Regions from separate parts of the Mus musculus genome. Here region 1 is linked to region 2. A link is a loop called in an ENCODE intact Hi-C map of the cell type or tissue named here. Cell type or tissue: gastrocnemius. All regions are shown on one strand. Links, peaks and the distances in the headings refer to the core of each region. The heading gives the core; the rest is flanking DNA. Region 1 holds the start of Meis1 (Meis homeobox 1). Region 2 overlaps Meis1 (Meis homeobox 1).

The links. Hi-C counts contacts between places; a loop is a spot of excess contacts. Peaks named below come from ENCODE experiments on the same cell type or tissue, not always from the same donor. Only the 100,000 strongest peaks of a DNase experiment are listed, where the experiment ranks them.
Region 1: a loop joins it to region 2, with 2.6 times the contacts of the local background. A loop is called at or near these places in 2 of 42 quality-filtered maps.

What each region holds. Positions count from the first base shown.
Region 1 is chr11:19,018,959-19,021,864 of GRCm38, forward strand. Meis1 (Meis homeobox 1) reads right to left here and starts at 11. Exons shown (of 12, transcript NM_010789.3): 1 at 1-11. In gastrocnemius, for the core only: a CTCF peak has its summit at 1,530; DNase peaks (open chromatin) are centred at 419, 785, 1,014, 1,622 and 2 more places; H3K4me3 peaks cover 2,292 bases; H3K27ac peaks cover 2,104 bases.
Region 2 is chr11:18,896,881-18,899,786 of GRCm38, forward strand. All of the region lies in intron 9 of Meis1 (Meis homeobox 1), which reads right to left. Among named protein-coding and RNA genes, the nearest start is that of 8430419K02Rik, 21 kb to the left of the region's middle. In gastrocnemius, for the core only: no CTCF peak of the experiment used is centred there; a DNase peak (open chromatin) is centred at 1,607; H3K4me3 peaks cover 218 bases; H3K27ac peaks cover 1,132 bases.

The DNA.
Region 1 (2,906 bases), core at 267-2,766, 120 kb after region 2:
ACCAGAATGCTAGAACCCGGAAGTAGTGGTGGCCATAACAGGTCGCGTCTTACACAATGCATTGGGCTGCAGCAAGTAGGCTCCTCGGCAGGGGTGGGTGCGCGAAGCGAGCTCTGGCCGCACTGGAGAGGCAGAAAGACACTCCACAAATTCGCACGCCCAGGCACTAACACCACACACCCAGGGCACATGCACACAAATACAGGCTGCAGCTCCCAACCCGCCGGCTTTACGTCCCCTTCCAGCCTCTCTTCCCAAAGCGGACGCTTGAAATAAATCGGGAATAAACGTAGGGCAGGCAGATGCCGGAGTTAATTCGCTCAGGGCTCCGCTCATGAAAGACTTCAAGACTTTCCTCGAAATTATTGGGGTCTGCCAGTATTTTTCGGGGTGGGGGTGATGCCAAAAGTACTGGATTCTCTGCTAGACTCCCGGAGGAGAAAAGTCAAAGCCAGAGCAAGAAGAGGAGCTGGAACTGGACTGGAAAAGGTTCCGCTCGAGAGTCCTGAGAACGTGGGGTAGCGGTCGCCCGGGCGTTCTGCAGACTCAGCTTAGAGGTTTTCTTTTCTTTTCTTTTTTTTCTTTTGGTTTGGGTTTTTTCTTTCTTTCTTTATTTTTTTTTCTCCCCCCGCTGTCAGAAGTGGACGTAGGGCCGGAGGAAAGGAAATGCTTGCATTTTGTCACTTTGAGTCCGGACGTCCCCACCTCCTCTCTTGCAGCCCTCAGCCCCAGCCGCCGCGCGAAGTGAGGGAGGAAGGGAGGGAACAATGAGCCGAGCGCCGGGAATGTGCCCCCAGCGCTTGTTTACAAACACCGAGCTATTTATGACCGCTGGAGAACGAAACTCAACGCGGGCACCAAGCAGCCAGACCTTGCGGGCGGCCGGGGCCTGGGAGCCCCGGGACCCGAGGCTCTTTCTCGATTGCGCTACCGGCAAGTTTAGCCGTGCGCCCGGGGCGCGGCGAAGCTGCAGAGCTCCGCTGCGCTGCGGCTGGGGCTGCCTTTGTCTGGGCGACGCCGAGGGGCTCCAGCCTCGGCCTTGCTCGGGCCTGGAGACGCTGCGCTCCCTCCCACCCCCCACCCCCAGCTCTTTCAGCGGCGACGCCCGGAGCCGGCCTCCCAGACCTCCATCTCTCAATTTGTCTATCTCCGAACCCAGCCCCGTGAAAGCTCCCAGTTCCAGAGAAAAAGAAATCCACTTCGGAAGCTGAGATTTCAGACAAAAGCTGACCCTGCCCACAACTTAAAGTCTCCAACCAGCCAGTGGTTTTTAACTTTCTCTCTTGAAATACCACACCCTGGACTTAAAATTGTTTTTTGAGTCTTTTTATTCTCACTCTTCAGCTACTCTATCTAGTGGGGGTTATTTTACTCTTTATGTTTCTGCGCCCGGCTCTCGTGGCTTAGATTGCTCAGTCACAGTAGCTCTCGGAGCAGCTGGAAACCTCACATCCCAGGCAGGGCTCTCAGCTCGCTGGGCTCGGAGAGGATTCCCCTCACCCCCCAGCTGAAACCTCGCAGAAAACTCCCCCTGCGGTCGACTGGAAAATGAGCTCACCCAAATCTCGGTAGGCAGCCGTGGAGAGAGCTCCACCAATCGGAAGGCGTCCCCGCCCAGGCAGCCGCGCATTGGCTGCGGGGAAAATCAATTATCAAATAATCGATCAGCAGGGAGCTTCGATCTGCTGGGAATGCAAACTGCCATTCCGGATTCCCGCCCTGAAGGTGGCCAAAAGGCTCTCTCCCCCAAAGCAGCCAGCCTACGCTCCCAACGCCCCCGCCCCCATCCCACCGCCAGCTGCGGACCGAACCCTCACCCCAGGGGCCGGGGAAGGTTTTGAGGAGAGTTCTGAGAAAGACTAGGGAGGCTTCCTTCACGCGGAGATTGTTTGGAAAAGGTTTAGCATCTCTGAAAGGTACTGAAGCCAACTCTTAGGTTCAAAGTCACAGACCTGTTTCCATTCTTCAGCCAGTATTCAAGTTTCTATTGAGAGGGTGTCTACGGAACAGGGGATACAGGGTAAACATTAGAACCTAGATTTGGAATCAGGTTCTATCGAGCAACGGAGCCTCCTAAGACAGCTTTTAGCAGTCTGCACGAGTCAGCGCCGGGCTAGTTCACACCAGCGGCAGTGCGCGTGGGATAAGCCTAGCAGACAAGGCGTGCGGGCCTCCAGCCCAGCACTCCGCCCCCAACAACGAACACCTGAAGGTTGACATATGTTCACCCCAAACCTTCAATGGGCTTTGCCTCGAAAGAGATCCGACTGTTTAAAACAATAAAAGGCCCCACGACCCCTCATCATGTGCCTCTGTGTCTCCTCTCTGTGTCCTTTTTGTTTTGACGCTCAAGTTTGAAGCTTTTAGTTTCCCCATCACATCCTTGTGCTCTTTTCTTGCACAAACGCCCCGTGTATCATTTAGAAGATTAATACAGACTTGTGCGTCAAAAACAGGCATGGAAGAGCCTTGAATTACCTCCTGCTCACTGGAAGGAGATTTCCCCGCCAAGTTTAAGGAAGCTGATCTGGCTGGGCCAAACAGCCACTTCTCCGCGGATTATAGAACCTACTGAGCTGGACAGACAGCCTAAAAGCCCTTCCCCAGCTCCAGACCAATGCGGCCCAAACCTGAGTGGCGGTCCACCGCTGCTGGGTCTTGCAGGGTGTGAGTGTCATCACCCCAAGAGGCCTACAGAGCACCGGTGAAATTCCCACGGGGGTGAGGGGGGGGCAGGACACTCAATCCAGACACCACAGTGGGCATGGCTATGTTTACAATCCTTAAATGAATCGCAAGGGAAATCGTCTAAGTGCAATTTAACTGGGAGAAATTTACTGTAAAATACACGTATATGACCTAGCCTTTAAGAGCCCAAGGGAGTTTCAGGCAGACTTAAGTAATGG
Region 2 (2,906 bases), core at 188-2,687:
TATTCACTCAGAATGATTCTCAAATGTCTCTTTTGGTCCTTAATCCTCCAACCTGTGAGGATGGCAATTCTAGTCACAACCAAGTTTGCTCCCCTTTCTGTGAACAATCCTGCCAGGTGACGAGTCAAGGTGGCGGAGATCTCATGGTTTCTGTACAATACAGCTCTTTCCATTAGCTTTCTCAACATCTTATAAGCTCAACCATTTCCAAGTATATATGAACTCTGACCCAAATGAGGGATCAAACAAAGTCAACCAGAGCAGATGTTTTTGTAATATAGACCAGCAAAACCCCCTGTCAGACAGCAGTCCGCAAAAATACGGCTTTTAAAAAAAAATTCAGTACCCTAGAGTAAAAGTACTAAAAACTTCAATATATGTTATGTAATCAGGATAGTTTTATTTCATCCATAGGCAATGTATTATTCTTTTTGATTTTTTTTAAATGTCTTTATCAGCATTAAGCCAGATCTCTCCAATGACAGGAAATTCTTTTTTTTTTTTTTTTTTTTTTTTTAAAGTTACGGTTAGGGCCCAAGATGGATAATCACTACGAGTCTGGAAGAATTAATGCATTTGAGGAAGGAAATAGTTTTTCCCTTCTTTGAAGATAGGGGCTAATCTTGCAAGGCACCAGTTATTTAAGAGGGTAAAGAACAATTAGTGCCTTTAAGGATATCATACATATTAAGTATTTTTGCTGTTTATTTGTTAGTGTTGAGGTGTTACTAGCATGACAGAGTTAATTACTTCCCCAAACCAGTATGCCAACCTAAAAACTTTGCAAGAATGCAAATAAATGGAGAGAACCATTTTTAATGACCATGGTGCCATTGGATGGTGAACCCTGTATTTGTCAAAATTACAGACATGCATTCCATATGTTTTTATTTTTGAATGTTGTGTTTTCTGTCCTTAGAATGTATTTTTTAATGTAGCTGGTAGAACCCTAAGCTCCTCCACAAAGAGCCATGGCATCCACACACAGGAACAGCACAGACCAGGTCCTGGGTATTCACCCTTAAGCATTCGACTTCCTCTGGGGCCCTTGCTCCCCCTCCACTCTTGAAAAAAAAAGTATTATATAACAAAGAGGCAACATTTGCCCCCACTTTCAATATTTTAGTCAGATGTTTTAGCCACTCAAATATGCCATTTGTTTTCTGTAGGCACAGCCCTGAAGCAAGACAGTGATGTAAGTGAGGGAAAGAGGGTCTCAGCCAGCTCAGGGCTGGATGCTTAGTGCTTAATCACCCAACACCAGGCTCAGCAATTGTTGACACAAAATAGGTGGAGATCAGGTCGGTGCAAGCAGAAAATACCAGGAAGGCAAACGATATGTAAACACACTCAAGGCAGATTTGACAAGAAGAGACCTAAGCCTGACTTGCCTTGCAAAGCTTCACAGCCCCTCTGAGCTGAGTCTCTTTCCCCTTGCAAAGTTCCTTTGAGAAGATCAGGAATAACATTGACAAATTCGAATACATTTACAGACGACAGCCTAGAGATTCGTCCCCTTGGCTCACACAATATGAGTTTCAAATCTGCTGCTACATGCAGGATTTATGTAATGTAATATGATTCTTTCACATATACCTGGCGTGGAGCCAAATGAAAGGGGGAGGGGCAGTGTACACACACAACCACAATTCAGAAAGTTATTTCTCCTGACCTACAAAACTCATTCGAAGAACCAAATGGGTAATGCTTAAACAATCTTTTAATCTCTAACTGACACCTGACAACCCATTACTTATAGATTATTAATGCGACCACTAAAAAGTTTGTCATGTACAAAATTGCTAGAGAAAAAAGATTGAATGCCTGAGGAAAAAAACAAATTTTGCTGTACAATAACTTCAGAAATTCCAAACCTATTATCTGTCGTGCCCTTCACAGACACATAGCACACTGCTAAAAACAACTGATTTATCTTTATTACAGATCCTCAGAATGACAGCACACATGTTTTTCATGTCTTGCAATAATGTTTAATTTCATCTAGTTTTTATTTTTACAGTGTTTGACTTGCTTCTTTAAGATGAGAGGAAGTAGTGACTTTTTAATGAATTTTCTCGAGTGTCTCTTTCCCAGTGCTTTCCCTTTGAGTCCTACCGTGAGGCTGTGATTAGATCAGCCTCACCTTGCTTCCTGATGCACTTTACACAGCCTACAACACAGAGCTGCCGGGGGCTAGAGTTCTGACTAACCAGTCCTACATGTCTATTTTAAAGTACAGGAAGCTGATATCTGTGGGAAAATGACCTAAGTAAGGGCACACATCTCCTTGGTCAGCAATGAGAAACACGATTAAACATTTGATTCACTATCACTTCTTGGATATCCTCTTCTTTCTCTATGACTTGCACTATCTGTTATATTCTCACACGGCTCTTTCACTGTTTCCAGAGACAAGCTCTTCTACCTTAGCCATCCTCCATGACGAGTTTTTGATGCTCTACTCAGATACACTGAAGTCAGTGTGGCCCTTGCTCTGGGCACCTATTTCTCTTGCTAGAGGCTCATGTTGACACAGAACAAAAAATGGCAAACCTGCCGTAATGAGGTCTGGCCACAAGTACAGCCTGTGCATGGTGTTCAAAGTCGACCCCAAGCCATACCTTCCCTAGGTTAAAGCAACTGTACACATCCAGATATACCAGCTTCGCAGAGAATGGGTCCCCCAACTCCGAGTCTAACTTGATCACCCTATAGGTGTCAAAATGCTACCTCAGCTGGAAGTCTGAGCTTCAGGTAGGGTTACATAGTCTTAGCCTAAAAATTCTGATGCTGCCTAGGAAGAGAAGCAGCAGTTTCAAGAAGTGGTGTTTGGACTTCCCTGATGGGAGGAGTCTAAGCTTTCATCTACCACAGGGAAACAATGCCTAGCTAGCCCTTTTTAAAGT